Linked DNA regions of Homo sapiens: regions 1, 2 and 3 are each linked to region 4. The links are chromatin loops, found by intact Hi-C in ENCODE. Cell type or tissue: dorsolateral prefrontal cortex. All regions are shown on one strand. Region 1 overlaps LINC02641 (long intergenic non-protein coding RNA 2641). Region 2 overlaps LINC02641 (long intergenic non-protein coding RNA 2641). Region 3 has its middle 31 kb from the start of LINC02641. Region 4 holds the start of LOC105378530 (a long non-coding RNA gene).

Evidence for each region. A loop is a pair of places that touch in the nucleus more often than their neighbours do. Peaks named below come from ENCODE experiments on the same cell type or tissue, not always from the same donor. Only the 100,000 strongest peaks of a DNase experiment are listed, where the experiment ranks them.
Region 1: it touches region 4 in a loop (6-fold over the local background); 15 of 110 quality-filtered maps call a loop at or near these places.
Region 2: a loop joins it to region 4, with 2.7 times the contacts of the local background. A loop is called at or near these places in 3 of 110 quality-filtered maps.
Region 3: a loop joins it to region 4, with 4 times the contacts of the local background. A loop is called at or near these places in 3 of 110 quality-filtered maps.

What each region holds. Positions count from the first base shown.
Region 1 is chr10:123,380,978-123,385,977 of GRCh38, forward strand. The region is part of intron 6 of LINC02641 (long intergenic non-protein coding RNA 2641); the gene reads left to right. Among named protein-coding and RNA genes, the nearest start is that of LINC02641, 36 kb to the left of the region's middle. In dorsolateral prefrontal cortex, no CTCF peak of the experiment used is centred here; no DNase peak of the experiment used is centred here.
Region 2 is chr10:123,500,595-123,505,594 of GRCh38, forward strand. The region is part of intron 8 of LINC02641 (long intergenic non-protein coding RNA 2641); the gene reads left to right. Among named protein-coding and RNA genes, the nearest start is that of LINC02641, 160 kb to the left of the region's middle. In dorsolateral prefrontal cortex, no CTCF peak of the experiment used is centred here; a DNase peak (open chromatin) is centred at 3,017; H3K27ac peaks cover 826 bases.
Region 3 is chr10:123,314,815-123,319,814 of GRCh38, forward strand. No RefSeq gene overlaps it. Among named protein-coding and RNA genes, the nearest start is that of LINC02641, 31 kb to the right of the region's middle. In dorsolateral prefrontal cortex, no CTCF peak of the experiment used is centred here; no DNase peak of the experiment used is centred here.
Region 4 is chr10:123,556,856-123,561,855 of GRCh38, forward strand. LINC02641 (long intergenic non-protein coding RNA 2641) reads left to right here. Exons shown (of 12, transcript XR_007062326.1): 11 at 1-3,341; 12 at 4,973-5,000. It overlaps LOC105378530 (a long non-coding RNA gene), which reads right to left and starts at 1,835. Exons shown (of 3, transcript XR_946395.3): 1 at 1,769-1,835. RefSeq lists an enhancer at 1,492-2,210. In dorsolateral prefrontal cortex, CTCF peaks have their summits at 2,676 (motif pointing left) and 2,875; DNase peaks (open chromatin) are centred at 1,964, 2,606 and 3,086; H3K4me3 peaks cover 927 bases; H3K27ac peaks cover 1,834 bases.

The DNA of each region.
Region 1 (5,000 bases), 180 kb before region 4:
TCCTCCGCTCTCTCCTGCTTTTTCCCCCATGAAAGTAACAATTGTTAGTTTGAAAAGGTTCCATCAATTAATTCCTAAAAGTGAAGCTCTTCTAAAATGAGGAAAAGCTTAACATCCCTTGCCAATAAATACAAAGACAATGGCCGATGCTTACTGCAATGCATTTCATATAATTATTTCCCACGATCAATAATCTCATCAGTAGGCTCAGTGATGGGGACATCACGGTAATGAATGGCTGGGTCCAGCGGCCATCAGAAGTGCTGTCCTTATCCCTGTCACCTCTGAGCTGCCCAAGGGCATGACGGGAATCAGGGCTCTGCCTGGCCAAAGGATTAATCATAGTTATCCCCAACTCATATTCGTGTAATTTGCCTTCCTAATGCAGCCTGCCCTGAATTGATCAGCATGGATTTCTTGCTGCACAATAGGCCACTCTTGTGGTGTAGAGAAGAGTGAGAAGGACTCTGTGTACATGGCAGGGAAGGGTCAAATTGGATTAGTCACGCTCAGGAAGTAACAAAAACTGAATCACACCAGACCACTGCTGAAGCATGTTTCTGGAAGCCAGGCTAGAACTTCTGGGGACTTTGGGAAGGGAAGGAGAGACGGCTCCATGCACTCACAGTGTTCTTTAGGGGCCAGGCAGAGACGTGGGCCTCCCCGTCTCAGTCAGGGCCACAGGAGGAGCAAGGAGCAAGGACAGCAGGAAAAGGGACTTTCTTGTTGTGATCTTTTAATTCCCAGTTCCTAAAGGGCACCTACTGTGCTTTTCCAGAGACCTTTAAAAGAAAAGTCCCAGGATTTGGAACTCTGAGGTGCTGCCTACTATGGAATATGCAGGGATGGAGGCCATGGCTTCACAGTTGCAACTGAGTGGCTCAAATCAAATGCAAACCGCAGGATCCTTCCTTTTGCCATAGCAAAGGCTACTTAACCTCTCCATTTCTTTCACTCTGGATGTAGTTGTGGTGGGTAGTAGGGAAAAGTCTCCATCCATGGAGTATTTCCTACTCTTAGACAATGTTTCCCAAGTTTGGCCTGGCTGGTCCATTTGGGGATTGGATCTTACTGCTCTCCACATACTCTGAACCTTTTCTCACCTCAGTGCCTTTGCATAGGCTGGTCCCTCTGCCTGGAATGCCTTTCTCTCCGTTCTTTCCCTGTAAAACTCAGCTCAATTGGCAGCTTCGAGGTGAAACCCTTATTGTCTCCCAGCAATTAGTCTGAATCCTGTTGTATCTGGTTCGTCCCTGGGGTGTAGGATGTGCCACCTTCCCTTTTAGTTACTTGTCTGGTGCCTTCCTTCCTATTGAGCCAAGAGACAGGAGACCCCACCCCTTCTACCGTGGTGTCTGTACTAGTTTGTTCTAGCATTGCTACAAAGAAATACCTGAGACTGGGTAATTTATAAAGAAAAGAGGTTTAATTGGCTCACGATTCTGCAGGCTGTACAGAAAATGTTATTCTAACATCTGCTTGGCTTCTGGGGAAGCCTCAGGAAACTTACATTCATGGTGGAAGAGGAAGTGGGAGCCAGCACTTTACATGGCTGGAAGAGGAGGAAGAGAGAGAGGGAGGAGGCGCCACACTTAAACAACCAAATCTCAAGAGAACTCACTCACTATACCGTGCCAAGTGGGGATGGGGCTAAACCATTCACGAAAACTCCACCCTCATGATCCAGTCACCTCCCACCAGGCCTCCAACACTGGGGATTATAATTTGACATGTGATTTGGGTGGGGCCACAGATCTAAACCACATCAGTGTCTCTGTATCCTTGTAGCCTAGCACACAGTGCTCTCAATCTCAGTTTGTTCATTTGTTAGCTCACTTGTACTGAGTGTACTGAGCACCGGCTTGGTTCTTAATGCTGGGGACATGGTGATAAACAAAGTGGTCTGCTTCTGTCCCTGTGCAGCATGTAATCTCGTGGAGGAGGCAGACGTTAGTTGAATAGCCCCATAGGTCTATTCAACAGGAGGATGAGGGCCTCAGAGACATTCAGCAAGCACAATAGGAACTGACCTGGTATATCAGGGGAGGCTTCCTGAAGCAGGTGACTTTTGACCTGAAATCCACAGGGTGGGGCAGAGGGACAGAATGAAGGTGGGTGAGAGAGTGGGTAGGGAAAGTGTGTCAGCAAAGGGAAGGTCTTGCAGGAAGGGTCTGATCATGAAGATGTTTGGCAGGTATGGGTTGAGTTGCATCTCCCTAAAAACTGCTCAGTCCTGGTACCCGTGAATGCAACCTCATTTGGAAATAGGGTCTTTGCAGATGTTATCAAGTGAAGATGAGGTCATATTGAAGTAGGTTGGGCCCTAAATCCTATATGACTTGTGTCCTTATAAGAAGAGTGGAGGGAGACACACAGGGAGGAGAATGCCATGTGAGGACACAGACACACGAGGGAGGTCGCCTTGTGACAGTGGAGGCAGAGAGGGAAGTGCTGCAGCTGGAAGCCCAGAAACCCCAAGGGCTACCAGCCACCCCTGGAAGCCACGAGAGGCAAGAAAATGTCCTCCCCTCCAGCCTGCATAGGGAGTGGGGCAAAATCCACACCTTAATTTTGGACTTCTGGCCTCTAGACGGGGAGAGAATAAATTTCTGCTGTTTTAAGCCACTAGGTTTGTGGAGATTTGTTATGGCAGTTCTAGGGAATATAGAAATGGTAGGTTTGGGGAAATGAGAGTGTGGCACAGCGTGGCTGGTCTGAGGAGCGGGGAGGAGAGAGGAGAATGAGATGAGGCTGGCAGTGTGGGCAGCAGCCAGCATCATGGCGGCGTGTTGGTTGTATTCAGGATGTGCTTTTCATCCTAAGAGCAGTGCATTTTAGGAACACACCCTTCTCTGCTGCGGTATGGGGTGCCCTGGAGGCCAGGACTGAGAGCAGTGTGGATGGATCCGGGTGGCTGGTGATGTCCTAAACTAGGTGGCAATGGAAGGAAGCTGAGGGATGGGAGAAATAAATGGTAAATGGTTGAATTTGGAATAAATAAGGGAATGAGTGGGACCATGCCATCTGCAGAGGAAGAATGAAGACCGACTTTCAGGAGAAACTCCCTGCATTCTGGAGCAGAGGAGTGACCTTGGGACCGAAGAAGGGTTGTTACCTCTCTTCTATAACAAGGATGATTTAAGTATCATCATTATGGGTCCTGCCCTAAAGGTCCCCACAGCAACGTCATGCTATCTCATGAAAGCTGCCAAGAGGCTGCTGCTGTCCCCAGGCTACAGATGGGACAGCCTTAGAGAGGTTCAGTAACTTCCCTCATGTCCCCAGGGATGGCAAAGTGCTAGCACTGGAAACCAGTTCTCCATGCTTCCTCAATGCCTGTCCAACTTTCTTCTCACCGCGCGACTATCAGACACCTCCTGCGTGTGCTCCCTGACTCCATCAGCACACACCAGCCAGGCCAGAGCCTACTGAAATGGTTCTTAATCTTTTTTCTCTTTTAAATGTTATTTTATTCTGTCACGTTATCTGCATCTTGCTTCTTTGTAGGGGTGGAACAAGGGGAGAGTTAAAAGAATGCAACAGACACACAACTAAAAGAAACAGAGGGAACAGAGGGCCAGATCAGATAGCACTGCCTGCTGACAACACCTCTTGGAGTCAGCCGGTGGCACCAGCACCTTCAGAACATGAAGTGTTTCTACAGAGGAGGCAACTGGTCTCCTGGGTGGAGCTTAATAGAGACTTCAGGTTTAAGATGATGGTGACATGGAAGTGTAGATCTGGTGCCTGGTGCTCAGTTAAAGATGAAACAGGACAGAAGCTTGGAGCATCTAGTATCAGTCTTGGGCTGTCTCACAAAAGATCTTCCCCTTATGATGAACAGGAGGATTCTGTAGCCTTCGGGGATAGCCTGGAGGGACAGGAGGAGGCAGTGACCACACCCATATTCCAGTCTGGCTCTGCTGCACCCTTGCTGTGTCTTTGGCTTCTCTGGGCCTCAGTTTTTTCATCTGTAAAATGAGGGACTGGACGAAATGACCTTATGTTCTACTCAAAAATGCAACAATCATAATCTTATTCTTAACATATCATTAAGACATAAAATTAAGAGTTTATGTATTCCCTGCAAGTTTGAGTTGTCTTGAATCCACAGCATCAGAGCTCACCACTGCCCTCTTGGTTCTGGCTTTGGCCTTAGCTCTCAAATGAAATGCAATTCTTGGATTCAAATGCTATCAGTAGGTCAAGTTTTTTGTTTGTTTGTTTTTTTCTAGTGTGTTTGTCAAAGGGAAAGGGAAGGAGCTGCTGCTGTTTGTGATGTTCCTATATCACGTCATGTCCTGTGCAGGCCCAGGGTCGCTGACCACCCTTCTGGTCCTTGTTTTCCTTTATTTCTGTTGTGCTATACCACCAGCCCACTGACAGTATTTCTGTTGCTCCATCCCACCAATCCCACTAAATGACAAAAGCTAACAAAGTGCATTTTGTGGAGGTGGGTGTATCCTCTAGAAAATTCTAGTAGTGTAATGGCCAAGGGAATTTGTTGCCAAATTTCCTTCTAAAGGGGTTGATTTTGCTACTTAACAAACCATGCTAAAACTCAGTGGCTTAAAAGAAAAATCATTTATTCTCCTGGGCCTTCAGGTTGGCTGGAGATCTGATCATGGCTGGGCTCATTTGTGTGTCTGGGAATCTGCCAGGGATCAGACCATCTAGGCTGGGCTCAGCAGGGTTGGTTCATCTCTCCTCCATGTGCCTCTCATCCTCCCGGGGTCACTGGGCTAACCTGGGTATGTTCTTATGGTCATGGCAGAGGCCCAAACGGGAAAGCCCAACTGCATAAGCACTTTACAAATGTTTGGCTACATCATATCCACTCACTCTGTCAGCCACAGCAAGTCACATGGTCACCCCAAAGGCAAGGACAGGGAGGTATCCTCTGCCTCTTTAGTGGGGGAAACTGCAAAGTCATGTGGCAAAGGGTGTGGACACAGGGAGGAACTAAGAAGCAGGGTCCTTAATGCACTTTGTATTTTTAC
Region 2 (5,000 bases), 56 kb before region 4:
ATCAAGCTCTGACATAGAGAAACTGTGGAATTGCAAATCAAGATGGGGAAGCTCTATATAATGATGAAAGTTCAAGTTAACCAATAATGACCATGGAGGTGAGGAAGACAAGATCTCTGCCCTAAAGGACAGGGCACTGTGGGGTGGGAGAGCAGACATGGCATAAATCATTCAGTCCCAGACCGGCTGAGCTGAATGCTCTAATAGAGGCATAAACAGAGCATAATGGGAATGTTCGGGGCCGGGGAGAGATTGATAATCTTGGTTTGCACCTTTTAGTTCTGGCTTAGACAATGAATGCATATTCACACATTTGACCAAGTAAGGAACTCTGATGTTTTATTAAGCTGCTTTACAGTTTCCTTCGAATAATAAGACAAATGTATTAAATCTGTTTCTCCCTTACAATGGTAAATTCCATTTTCCTGGGCACATTTTGTACGTTTATCCTGCCTAACTTGGGTTCTCATCCTTAAATGCTCCTTATGACAAAAGCTTCACTAAACATAAGAACACAAGTTGGAATGTGAAATCTGTGCTCTGATCATTCAGAGCATTTTTGTGTGAAGAAGTTAATTCTTTGCTACTTTCAACACTATTTCTAGGATTTTCTTCCCTGGGATTTTCACTAACATTTCAGGTCTTTTTACTCACAAGTTCAACGTGTGCTCTCACATCAGCATATGAAAATCTTTTTCACTACCCTCAACAGTGGTGGTTTTTTTTTTTTAAATTTAGACACTGAATTCTAGGTTCTTTCACATGTTGCTATTATTGTCTTTCTCTTGTGTAGCTTCTGCAAAATTGGCCCCACAGATTGTCTCCTTCTGTCTCCTAGGGAGGTGGTTAAAGATGCAGGGTCTCAGCAACCACCCCTGAGATTCTGATTAGTAGGGCCGAGATGGGGCCATGGTTCCTATGCACAGAAAAGTCGGGGGACAAGCTCTACACATTATGCCTCAACAGCCCCATCCAGCCCCAAAGTTAGTGCTGGCTCCTGCAGAGGCCTCCCCAGTGAGTGTCAGATCTGTGGCTGCAGCAGCTGCTGCAAAGCCCCTTGGATGGCCCACAAACACCCCAAACCCACCATGCCCCAAGGCAAACTCATCACCTCCTCCCCAAGTCTTGTCTACCCCATGTGCGCCATCTGTGTGGGCATCACCTATGACACAAACTTCCCTCTCTCTTTTCTCTGGCATCCAATCAGCTACTAAATCCTGAGATTCCATCTCAAAAAACATCTCCACGCCTTCTGTTCACCTCCGTGTCCATTACCACTCCCCTGGAGTAGGCTGTCAGCATCTCTCACTTCAGCTGGTCAAAGTTCCCCACCCCATTTCTTGCTTGGCTTACTTAATTCACTATACTAAAGCCAGAGGGATTTTCTTGTTTTCTAAATGGCCAATCCAGTCTTCCTATTTGTCAGCCCAAGTGGCTCCCATTGTGCTTCAGATGGAGAGCTTCTCTCCATCACGGCTCAGAGGGCCCTCAACCTATCCGTCTCCTGCAATTCCCTATTCCGCCTCTCACTGTGCTTCATCTCCCCTTCCTGACCCGACACCCTGGGTTTCTTCCAGGACCTCACACTGCTGTGCACTCACACCTCCAGGCCTTGCATCTGCCATCTCCTTGGCCTGGCCTGAGGTGCCCCTGCTTTACCTGCAAAGGAAACATGTCCTTCTTGTCTGAGAAGTCATGTCCCACCTTCCTGGGTCAGCTCCCTGGCTCCAGTCCTGGAGGAGCCTGTTTTGCCCTTAATATAGCACCTGCCCTCCATTATCAAAATTGCCTGTTGGCCTGGCCGTTATCACCAGACCACACCCTACAAAAGCAGGACCCATTGACCTGGTTCTCAGTGATGCCAACGACCCTGTCATAGTGGTTGAATCATATAAACTTGCTGATTTTTTACCAACCATTTTTTTGCCTATAAAAATGACTGTTTTGAATGGCTCAACCTAATACCTGTCATTCATAAATTTCAGTCAAATGAGAATGTAAACATAGTATCTCTTTGTTTTAATGAGAATGTCTTTGATTGTCAGTGAAGCCTAACTCTCTTAAATGGTGTAGACTTTTGAATGCAAATGTCAACTCGTTGTATGAGGCTCACAAAATGGGTGTAAAGATTCAAAATGGATTCTTTTAAGATCGATGTTCAAATCACATCTCTTATTCCGTTGGATCAGGGTTTCACACCTGAGCAGCATCGAAGGGGCCACTGAAGTGGAGCAGAGGAATCGTTTGAGGAGAATCTCAAAGAGGACTCACCTGCTTTTGTAGAATTTATGCCACGAGATTAAATGCTCAGATGATAATATTTCACAAGTTACATGTTTGCTTATGGAATATTTTTCTCCTAGTGAAAATATGATTTGTAGATAATTACTTTAGAAACACACTCACTTTTTATTTTCAAGATTAAACATTCCCAATGGCCACGTTGGTCTATGGGAGATTTATTTGACTTCTGAAGATAAATAATAAATTGCCTAGTTTCAGTTGCCTTTCTTGCCCTATTCCATTTGCTGAGAATGTGTAGATCAATGGAAACATTTTTTTCCCCTCAGATCTTAGTTAGCAAGAGGCTGCCATCTATAGATCCTTGACCCAATTGCACACTGGTTTCAGAGACTAAAGCAGCAGGGGCATTATAGGCCTTTAAGAGTTTTATATCTTTTAACTCTGAGGATTAGGGTTTTAGGTTTTTGACAGGCTTTTATTTCTAATTTAATTTGCTTTATTTTGCAAAGAAGCTCAAAATGCTTATTGTAAGAAAGACATAAGGGTTGTCTAGCTTCCCTTTGTGCAGATGAAGAAACGGAGGCCTGCAGATGTCGGAGACTTGCTCTCTGGTATCATCCAGGACATTGGGGCAGAGCTAGGACCTGCAGCCAAGCTGAATGTTTATTTCCCAGGTATCCCCGCCTTCCTGATTCAGGGAAACAAGGCTTTCTTGGCAGAGGGGTGCCAGCACCACAGATGGAGTACAGCCCAAGTTGATGCCATAGCAGCTGCGTTTCCCCACCAACGCTACAGAGTCACTGCTATAAAGAAGAAAAATTCTGGCTGGGCACAGTGACTCATGCCTGTAATCCCAGCACTTTGGGAGGCCAAGGCGGGCCTGAGGCCTGAGGGGAAAAAACAAAAATTTTTTTGAGGTGGAGTCTCGCTCTGTTGCCAGGCTGGAGTGCAGTGGCGTGATCTGGGCTCACTGCAACCTCCGCCTCCAGGGTTCAAGCAATTCTCCTGCCTCAGCCTCCCAAGTAGCTGAGACTTACAGGCACCTGCCACCATGCCCAGCTCATTTTTTTTATTTTTAGTAGAGACGGGGTTTCACCATGTTGGCCAGGATGGTCTCAAACTCCAGACTTTTCCTTTTCTTAAAAAACAAAAAAAACAAAAAAAACAAAAAAAACGGAGTCTTGTTCTGTTGCCCAGCCTGGAGTGCAGTGGTGCAATCTCAGCTCACTGCAACCTCTGCCTCTTGGGTTCAAGCAATTCTCTCTGCCTCAGCCTTCTGAGTAGCTGGGATTATAGGAGCCCGCCACCATGCTTGGCTGATTTTTGTATTTTTAGTAGAGACAGGGTTTCACCATGTTGGCCAGGCTGCTCTCGAACTCCTGACCTCAGGTGATCCACCTGCCTTGGACTCTCAAAGTGCTGGGATTATAGGCATGAGTGACTGTGCCCGGCCAGAATTTTCCCTCTTTATAGCAGTGACTCTCCTTAGTTCTTTAGGGAAAAATAATAATGATAATGATGATAATGAAAATAACAGTAATAATTGCGTAAGCAAGGTTGTGGGGGGAACAGAGTTTATAATCAGTATTGTGTTCATGAAACGCTTCTGCATGTAGCAACAATATTATGAAAACAGCAGTGAAGGTATCTGCTTCTAATTAAGACAAAGTGGGAGGACCACACAACTTTAAAAGTGTGTGTTATACAGAAACAAAGGGGTTTGACTGTTCCCAGCTGCCCTCAAGTTTAAATCCACCATGATCCTGCCAAAGCTGAAATGCCTGCTCCCTGCTCACTCCCAGATGCCAGACTCATCAACAAAGGCCCACTTGTTCCTTGGGATTTGTGTCTTGATGCATTCTCAAAGAGAGGTTTCCAGGGCACCAGTCACCTGCAGCTCACCTGAAGATGGCACATGGCATGTCGCTGTGCCCCCCTCCCCATCCATGTGCTCTACCTGGCAACTTGTTTCTCCCCACCTGAAAGTTGACCTGAGATGAAACTTGCTAAGGTAAAAATGATACTGAACACATCAGTTCAAGGGTGTCCCCCAACATGGTGGGGGACCTCTGGCCCTGACCGCTTATGGACAGTTCCTTGTGGCTACTCCTGCACTCTGACCCCTAGAAGGGCCAGAGTCCCAGGGTGGTGGACTACAATAAACACAGGAAAACAGTCAGCATAGAAATCCCTGTTGTGGTGCAGGTAGGCATAGCCCATGGGATCTTGCTCTCTCCCCAGTCTAAGAAAGTTGTACGTTTCAGGTCCTTTGTGGCGACAAAGCTGTACTTGGCATCTGTGTGTCTACTTTGTCCACAGATCCTGGCTGCTCTCCATTACCTGACCCATCCTACATCTCTGGCCCTTTCTCCTGCCCCTGCCTGTCTGGCACCAGGCTCTCCCAGCACGGTGAGCTGAAGTGCCTGTTTCTGGATGCTCCCCCAACTCAGTTCTTCCTTTGTACCTATTGCTCCCTCTGCCCCAATAGCCTCACCTTGCCCCTGTATGCTCACCATATCCTGCTCCTCCTGTAGAACCTAGGACCACCATCATTCCTCCAGGAGCCTTCCGTGGCGTCCCACTCCTACATGGGATTGGTTGCCTTTCTTTAAGCTACCAGACTCCTATAGGCTGTGCCTCCATTTTGGTTCTTACTGTCCTGGACTTGAATTCCGTGATGGTGCTGCCATCTCTTGCATAGCATTGTGATCTCTTACAGGATAAGGACTGTGCAGATTCACCTTTCTGTTTCCAAG
Region 3 (5,000 bases), 240 kb before region 4:
AGAAAAGTTAAGTTTGTTCTTAAAGTTGTTGGGAGATGGTGGTTGTGAGAGGCAAGGCTGATGCAAACCTGTGGAAATGTCTCTCATTTTAAAGTCCTCGTCCAGTGCCTCACAAGTTTGGACATACCGACTTCAGTTCCCAATTGGTAATGTCTTATTGAAAAGTCTGGGCTAATCACAGATTTTTCAAAAATGGGAATGGTCGTTCTTGGTCTAAATCACTCAGGATTTTCAAGTGCTGCATTTTGGTCCCATCTTCCAACATGAAATGTAGAAGCTGCCCTGATCCTGCAGGTGGGAGCTGATAGAACAAGTCTTTTTTTTTTTTTCCCCACAAAGATGACTGAAAAAAATGAAAAGGAAAAAACCTAGTAGGCAAACAAATAAAGCCCCCAGATAAGCAAGTAAGCAAGTAAGCAAGCAACCCAAAGCGAAACCCTCACATCCCAAGCAACCAGAAACTCTCCCCACTACAGACTGACAAAAGCCAATGCAGCCTTGGAAGTTCGATTGGAAAAAGATAATTTGTCTTGGTAATTTAGCATTCAGGCATCTGTATGAGCATATACACACACATACATATTTCTCCATTCCATTCCAGTGGCCTTTTGTTCATGTTGTTCAAGTCTTTTTTTTAATAGGACATTAAAATAAAGTTGATTTTTTTTTTTTTTATGCTTGGAGGAACAGCCTGATCCCTGAATGAATGAACCTGGAAGTCTGCCAATAGGACTGCTAGCCAAAGGGGTGAGGTTGTCAAAACTGAAAAGGTCTTCTCTTTTGACTGGTCTAAGCACTGGAGAAAGGGAATTTACTCTGCTTTTTGAAAGTTGCACTCAGCAAATTAAAATCTCATGCTCTGGAGGTTGAAGTACCAAGTTTTCAGTCTTTCCAGAACCTAGAAAGAGCTGAGCTATGAGGCTGTGCCATGGGGAGCTGTCTCGTGGTGGCCAGAATAGTCCTTCTCACCGCTGGTCTTTTGGATTTAGACAAAAGTGTCCAGTGAGAGGAACACCAATGGTACTCATTTCCTTGAGTGGCACTGCAGAGCCTGTCTCTGGGAGAGATACGTGACCCTAGAAGGTAGAATTGGCTGTGCGATTTATGGAAAAAAAGGAGCCTTGGTCAGAATTTACTGTGGAAACTTTTTCACATTTAGTGCCAGCATCCACCTGCAGGATATCACGATTGCCTAGTGGTCTTCAGTCAACCAAGGTCCAGGACGAAACCACAGGAAGACTTTTGGCTTTCTAGTCTACGTTCCAGAGAAATGAGGGAAATCTTCACGTGATTTATATTTGGTTAGAAGTGCCCAGGGTGGAGAGAGGGGTGTGTATTCTCAGGCAGGCCCACTCAGTCAAGTTGGCAGCCAGTGTTGGGTTCATTCAATGTTCTGTGAGCAGCGCAGAGTGCCCGAGGACTCCCAGGCCCTGTGTTGGCTGTTGGGTGGATACCAAGATCCATGTACTCATAGTTGGTCAGCATGGGTGGCTCACTAGAAGCCAGACATGGTGTGTACCGGGTGTTTAGGCCCAGAATGGTGCTTTTCCTCCTCATGGGACTCACTTTCTAGAGGCCCCCAAGCCAATAGGCAACAGATTACAGGAGAAGGTGATCAACGCTTAGGCCCTTATGGGATCACATGGAAAGGATCCTGAATGGACCTTGAAAGGGATTGACAAGAAAGCTTGCTGGTGGGAGAAGCGATGAATGCTTCTGGCATGAGGAGAACTACCATGTGGAAACATCTGGAGGTCAGAGACACTATGGAATAACAGAGGAACAGAAGAAGTTTGGGATGGCCAGGGCACAGAGTAGACACAGATTAAGCATCAATTCATAGTTCAAAATGGTGTTTACACATCTGTAGTGTGTGTGTGTGTGTGTGTGTGTGTATGTAATAGGGTGGCGGGTGGGGGGAGGGAGAACTCTTGAAAAATGCAGATTCCTGGGTCCTATTCAGAGAATGAGGTGGGCCCTCCAACAGCCCAGAAGACAGTGCCCCAGGCCAGAGAACATTTGGAAGGTGCATCAGAGCACATGCCCCAAAGGTAGAAGTTTGCATGAATCCCCACTTAGAGCAGGTGAGGCAGGCTCCACATTGGCCCAGATGGCATACAGGGAGCATGGCAGGCCTTAGGGAGAAGGGGTCCTGGTAACACCATGACCCCATGAAGTACCCCTCAACCCTGCTCTGAAGAAGCTTCCAGAGCAAGCTGAGAGGCTCACTCTGTACCTAGTAAAAGCAATTTCCCCCTCTTCAGCACACACGGGGTCCTCACCCAAACCTATGGCACAGGGAGGGACATAGCCATATTGTTGGCCTTGCTTTACCAGCTGGGGTCCAAAATGAACTTTTCCAATTTAAATGAAATAACCCCAGTCCTCATGGCTCTGATTTCAAGAATGTCCTTTGCTTTCCAGGGACCTTCCTCCCAGAAGCACACGGTTCCTTCTTAGGCCAAGAGGTTAGTCCTGGGACTGTCCCCTTCCTATGCCTTGGAGCTAATTGTCTGGATGGAGCCATGATTGCATGTGGTATCAAAAGCATCCCTGTTGTCATCATCGTTGTCATCACCATCACCATCATCACATTCTTCAGAGTGCTTTTATACACATGCAGTGGCACTTAATCTCCCTAAAAGATTAGGGAGATTTAAACTTAAGACCACCACATCTCCCTAAAAGTCCTGGAGGGCATGTGTGGTGTGGGATTTTTGTTCCCATTTTACAGATGCAGAAACTGAGCTTCAGAGGTTATGGCTTATCCAAGATTACACAGAAGATGAAGCTAGCTCCCTCTGGCAAGGACGCGTAAGGAACAAGAACTCCAAGAAGTGTTTGGGCATGGAGGCAATGAACTGGGGCCTGAAACTGGAGCAATGAAACTGGGGCTTGAATATGGCTGGCTCGCTGTGCTTTTCAAGTTTAAATGAAATAACTCACTGCCTTGCAGAGAGGAATGTGCCACCTGTCATCTGCTCCAGATGAACTAGCTGTACTTGCCTTCTCTGTGTCAGTGGGGAGGCTCCATCCAAGGGAGTGGGCACAGGCAGCACTCCTGGGGAGGCTGAAGTCTCCTTATCACCCCCAGAGCCCAGTCTGCAAATTCTGGAAGGGCAAGGAAGAATAAAGCAGGTCTGATGCAGGCTGGAGAGGTGTTAGGACTGGGCTGGGGGCTCCTCAAGCAGGGGAATCTCTTCTCTAGGATCCCGGCAACAATACCCCTTAATACCTTTCCCCGATTCCTGGGCCAAAAAAGTCTTGCCAGACATTCTTACAGCACAGAGAGCTCAGTGTGGTCTTCCAGAGGGGTTGTCAGGCCTGTCCTGGGAGTGCATGTGAATGGATGGGAGATGAAGCTCCCTCACTGCTGGGGGCCATGAGGTATTGGGGTGCTTGGGGCCAAGAAGGGCTTTTCCTTGTGCACCCCACGATAGTGGTAAGCAGTCTGGGCAGAATTGGAGGTGACTTCTGTAGGCATGAAGTATCTTCTTCATGTTAGTATTCTCAATACTCAGCAAATGATAGGGGCTCAATAAGTGTTTGATTAATGCAGAGGAGGTCTGCACGCTTGCAAGAATTCAATAGGACATAGGCTCCTCTACCCCAGCCTGTGCAGAAAACCAACCATCTCGAGTATCTGCAGACTAACAGCAGCTCATCCTCCTTGTGGCCTGCAAAAACATCCTGAAAGGATCAAATCACTTCTGGGCCACCCCTTCTGCACCCCAAGTGATGGGAATAAGAACGCCTTCCTGGCCCCTAGGGAGCAGGTGTGGGTGGGAGGGGGTGCTGAGCATTTGGACCCCAGGTGAAAGGTCATGCAGTGCAGTCATCAGAGGGCCTGGGAGGCAGCAGCCCCTGAGTCACCATGTGCAGGGCCTCAAAAACCAAACAGGGGCAGGGAGAGCTGCTCTGAGTCAGAGGAGAAGGGGGCCTCTTTCAACTGGGGTAGAAAGGAAGACTCTCTGGAAGAGGTGGCCTTGATCTGGGCTGGGATGAGGTGGGGGAGAACTTAGCCACAAGTAATGGTGGCAGCAGTGAGGGGGAGGTGGGAGTAATGGAAACAGCTGCAGTGGTGGTGACCAGTGGCAGCCCACACAGACAGACTCAGCGGTAGAGAGAGTCAGCCAGGGAGCTGCTGTCCCTAGATCTCACTATCTTCATCTGAAAATGGGGATCATGAGGTGTCCCTTCACACCTCCAGCCAGGGAGCTGCTGTCTCTAGATCTCACTGTCTTCATCTGAAAAGGGGGATCATGAAGTGTCCCTTCACACCTCGCAAACACAGTTGGGATGGGAGTTGTTTTCTTCCTTGGTTAAAATAGTTCATGTTTTGTTTTCGTTCTTTTCCGGTGTATATTTCTGAATGACAGCCCGAGGGGGCTAAATCAATATTTGTTAAACTCCTGAATAGGGGTGTGGGGCTTGTAGGGCCTGCAGGAGAGATGTGGTTAGAAGGGATCAGGAAGCCCTGCAGGCCTAAAGCCTAGAAATGAGATGACAGCTGGAATCCATGGGCGTCAGTCAAAGGAGGTGAGATGGGATAGAAGCAAATGGGAGTCAGGTAGTCTGGGGCCTGTTCCCGTTCCACCAGCGTTTTGAGGGTGACTTTGGGTAGGTTTCTGAGCCAGTTTCCTTGGCTAGAAAAGGAAGAGTTTGGCCAGATGGTCTACAGAAGGCACTTCCAACTTTGATGTTCTAAGAATGTATTTGATGCCGAACTACTGTGGACCAGAACCTGCTCTCTGCCAGGCCCTGTCACTTGGGCCATCATGCTGTAAAAAAGGCATGTCCCCATTTTACAAGCGTGGAAACTGAGACTCAGGGTGCAGATATGGTTGTCTTCAAATCCAGCACTAGGTCCTTCTCTACCATGTCAGTGGTCATAACCACATTAACCAAAATAGGTGCCAACGTGCCAAGTTATAGACTGGAACTTTTGGAGGAATCACAGAGTGGGATCCCACATTACCTGGTACTGAGAAGTTATGCCA
Region 4 (5,000 bases):
ACTTGACACTCCCCAACCGGGTGACGTCTCAGGTGTCCGAGGGGGAACTCCATTCCTGCAGCCCCACCAGGCTCGCCGAAAGCCTGGGCACCAGCATGCCTCGGGGAGGGCTGAGCCCCAGGCCCGGGAAGGGGTGCCTAGCTGACCCTGGCGTGTGTGTCCTCCTGGCTCACCTGGGGCACCCTGCCTCCCTGTTGGTGTTGTTCTGTCCAGCTCTGTGACCGCCCCACTCTCAACAATGAGGCGGCCTGTGGTCCTCACTGGCCAAATGGACTCTCCTCTGGGAGTTTGAATCTGTAGCAGCCACCCAGAGAAGGAGGGTGGGTGGACTCCCAGGAGCTCCCAGCCCTCTGAAGCCCAGTTTCATCATGGACTATCCAGTATCCTCCCAACATTTGCCTTAAGTTTCCACCAAGAATCTTAAATGGAACAGAAGATTTGGGGCAATGACATCCACCAGGGTGTCTCTCAGAAACATGCTGATGGGACCATGGAGGGCCTCATGGAGGCGGGGTCTTTTCCTCTGGGCTCTGACAGATAAAGGCATTGAGAGGTGAAGTAGGGAGGGGGTAACGCTGCTGCCAGGTGGGAAGATGGGGCCCCAGCAGTTGCTGGCTCCTCCGTGCAGTCCCCTGACCTCCTGCCAGAAGGGGGGCAAGGGGGGAGCCCTCCTGAGCCAGGGGCCATGCTTGGTGTGTCTCCTTTGACTGAAGTCACAGGACTGTTCCACCCAGAACAGCAGGGTTGGGGGAGCCTGGGCACCAGCATGTCTTGGGAGGGCTGAGCCCCAGGCCAGGGCAGGGGTGCCCCATGTCACCATCCCTCAGCCCAGCATGGCAGACTGACCATTTGCCTCAGTTTCTCTAATGCCATCTGCTCTTCACCTGAGTCAAGGGGATAAACAATTTAGAAAAACAAAGCCCCCGAAAAATGCAATCTCAGCATTAGGCATGGTGTTATAATAGAGACAGCATACAAGAGACTGAATTCTAGAAGCTGCAATCAACAGGCCGACTCCCTCCCCAGGGGCATCAGGGGCTGCCGGGGGTATCTTGGGCCCACTTACGCACGGGCATTTCAGGGGTCACAGGAGGTGAAAAAGCAGGCTTGGCTTCAGGTTTAAGGACCAAGAGAGACTCACCATGCTGTTGCCCCAAATGGTCACTTTCAAACCCACCAGTGTCCTCCAAAAAAGCTGCTTATATTTTTAAACACCAGGGTCAAATGTTTTAACAATAAATTCTTGTCCCGCAGTGAATAATTTGCTTTAGTTTCTGTGGGATTAGTAGTCATGGAAAGCTAGAGCTTTCCTTGCCTGTACTAACTGTCACTTCTGATGCACTAAGGACAGGATTAGGTACAGCCAGATGACATTTATATACAACAATTTTTCTGCTAATAAAATACCCTACAGATTCTTATGCAGCCCCAGCTTCACATGTCAGAGACTGAAAATAGCTCTAATCCTGACTCTCCCTCCACCCCCAGAATGAGAAGAGCATCTTTTTAACCCCCATTTAACAGTAGAGGAAGCCGAGGTTCAGAGATGGCAGCAGGGAGATCCCTGACTCCCATGGCCAGCCGAACAGGGACTGAAACCCAGGTCTACCCTCGGGGAGGTGACAGGCACCCTCCCACCCTCCTCCCTCTTTCCTTTGAAGGTTCAGTTCCAGATCTTGCCCTGGGTTGAAGCAAGAGATAGTTAAAAAAAAAAAAAAAAAAAAGAGTAAGATGAGGCCTCACCATTCCCAGAACACACTTAGCTTACATTTTCAGGTGTTGGAAGCCCCGGAGCCTCACAGGGGACCACGCCCACTGCCAGGAGCTGCAGCGATTCCCCTTTTGTGGTCAGGGAGGCCGTGGAGCCCTGGGTGACCCTGTGACTTCCCAGGCTGCAGGTGGGATTGAGCCAGGCACTGCGCACGCAGCACTGTGAGCCGCTGGCCCAGGCCAGGCTCCAGAGATGGGAGCTCCGCGGGTTCACAGTCGTCTGTGACAGCAGAGCTGAGGGGAGGACGCAGACCCTGGCCTGACCTTGGGCTACCTCTCAGGGTTAGGCCACTGCCTCTGCTGCAGACCCAGGCGGCGCCCAAAGCCTGGGCGTCCCTCCGCTGCAGTGAAAGGGAAAAGAAAACCGGGCTGCGGTAATGCCTGGAGCCAAAATCTCAGGGAGAAGCCCAGCTCCCGACACCTACCCTCTTAAAGTGCAGTTGGATTGAATGAGGCTAAAGGAAGTAACAGGAACCCCGGCCTGGAGGAAGGAGCACGTGCTATGGGCCTCAGAGGGTGGCAGAGGAGGTCTGCAGGGGCGAGAATCTCGGACAGAGCCGAGGCACAGGTGAGCGGTGCCCGGCACAGCAGCCTGGTAGATGGGATCGGGGCGGACAGCGGGGGAGAGCGGAGAGGGGTCCGCCTGGGTTCACACCCCAACACCCACCAGGAGCCCCTGGGAACCAGTCAGGCCCCCAGCCCAATCCCAGTTTCCCCAGGCCACTGCTGGAACAAAAAGCCTCACTGCAGACAATGGGCCCTTTCTGTAGATGCCCGCTCGGGGCTGGGCACAATCGCCGATTCATAAGCCAGGCAAGGCCCCACAATACCCAGGCTGTGTCCAAGAAGGACACCGACGGGAACTCGGAGAGGCCAGTGTCTTTGGTGGGGAAAGGCTGCTCCCTGGTGGTCCACAGGGGCAGTGCGCATGACCAGGGCTCCCAGACTTCAGGCAAGGATGATGGCGGAGAGACACGGCTTAGAAGTCATCCCACCATATGGACGGGGAAACTGAGGCCCAGAGACATGCAGAGACTTGGCTCGGACTGTTTTCTTCAATGTGAGATAGGATTTGAAGGGGGAAAGTGAAGGAGTTATTTCACCTGATGTGTTAAGTGCGGAGTGAGGTAGGTGGGATTTAGAGGGGAAAGCGAAGAAGGAGTTATTTCACTCAAAGTGCGGAGTGACGAAGATGAAGGAACACGAGGTAGCCGGGCAGTGGGTGCTGAGTTGGCTGACACTGGCTTCCTTCCAGAGCGCAGGGGTGCATCCTTCCGAACCTCGCATTCAGTGACGTCACCTTGGTGATTTGAAGTAGGCCCTGGTGGAAGTATTTACACCATGGACATCAGCAAATGCAACCAAGACCTCCCGCTACCCTGGAGAGCTGGGTTTAAGACATTTGCCAGCACACCACTGCCCAGGGACCAGTCTCAGCTCCAGAGCTGTGGGTTATTGGTAAAGGATGTGATTTCATTGAGCCTCAGTTTCTGTATCTGTAAAGCAGGAATCTATCACTTATGAAATATCCTGTGCAGGCACAATCTTAGGTGTGGAGGATACAATACAACGTAAGTAAGATAAAAGTATCCACCTGTGTGGAGCTTGTATTTTGGTGGGGAGACAAACAAGGGAACTATAATGATATGTCATGTCATAATACATGCAATGATGACAAAGCCAGGTGAAAAGGCGATGATGGTCATTAAGTTCAAGATGGGGAGGGGTTGGGGTGAGGGCTGGCCTGTCTGAGGAGGGGCATTTGCAGTGCTGGAGCAAGCCATGGAGGACAGGAATTGCTCCAGTCAGAGGAACAGCAAGGACAAGGGGCCCAAGACGGCATGTACTAGAGGCTCCACGCATAGAAAAAGCCAGCCATCCCCAGCGCTGTAACTGAGTGGCCAGTGGTGGGAGGTGAGGTCACAGACGCGGAGGGGGCATACATGGGGTGAGCGTTTCAGTCTCAAAGTATGGACAGCCCCAGGGGCTTTTGCAGAACAAAGTGATAAGATCTGATTTGCCATTTAAAATAATCCTTCTGAGTTCCTGTGGGGTAAAAGACTGGAGAGGAGGGTGTGTGAGGTGGGGCCAGGAGCCCAGGGAGCTAGGTCGGGGCCCCTCTGCTAAGTGAACAGGGGAGAACAGTGCCTTGTGGTTTCCTGACATTTAAAGTGGAGGCTTTAAGGTACATGGGTGCCTCACATCTTCAGGCATTCCAGACGCCGCTTCCTCCCGCTCCTGATTGTACAATAACCTTTACCCTCTGTGGGGTATCATTCTGTGTGCATTCATCCTCATCTGGGTCATGTCTCCCACTTACTTGGTGACGACCTGGGGCTTAGAGATACTGTGGAGCCTGCTCAGGGGACACAGCCAGTGAGCAGACACTCAGTCTCTCAGGTTCCAGGCCAGTGGGGCGTGGTCTTGGAGGGTCTGGCTGGTCAGAGTCCCTAATCAGCACCCAGCTCTGGGCTTCCTTTCCACACCTCCCATGCCTCTCTCCATGCAGCTCTTTCCCCAGCTACTGAGACCTTCTGGGCCCTTTCCCTCATCACCGCTCCCTGCCTAGGACCCTTCCAACTTCCTCAATTTCCAACAGGAGTGAATAATCAGGAGGCTTCCTCCTGGGGGATGCCTTTACCTGGATGGGCCTGCCTCAGGCTGTTCTACCTGAATCCATTAACTCCTGAACCATAAACCACAAATTCCCCAGGGCAGGAGTCGTGTTCATCTCTGTGGACTTGAGGGTCTGGCCCTGAGTAGCGGCTTGCACGTGTTGTTAGCAATAATGACAGCTGGGCTTATGATGCAGGTACTGTGTCACGCAAGGTGCTGAGTGCTTTACCTGTGGTGTCTTATTTGACCTTCACAAGCACCCTGAGAGGAAGTTAAGGATATTATCCTTTTCAGCACTGGGTACGTTATTTGTTGGGGACAATGCAAGATAAAAATGTGGAGCCCCTTGTTAAAGATTGTTAAGAATTATTAACAAATTATTTAAAATTTATTAAGAATTTCAACAGCAGAGCATTCAAGCAAGCATGGGTCCATCTAAGTATGACTGTGCAGGTTGAATGCCTATGAAGTAAACTCTGTCCCCATTTTAAGATGAAGAAACTGAGGCTCAAGGAGGTTAAGTAATGTCCCTGGGGGTCATGCAACTAGGAAACAGCAAAGTTGAGATCTGTGTTCTTTATTACAGTCTTTGTAATAGTTAATTTTATGCATCA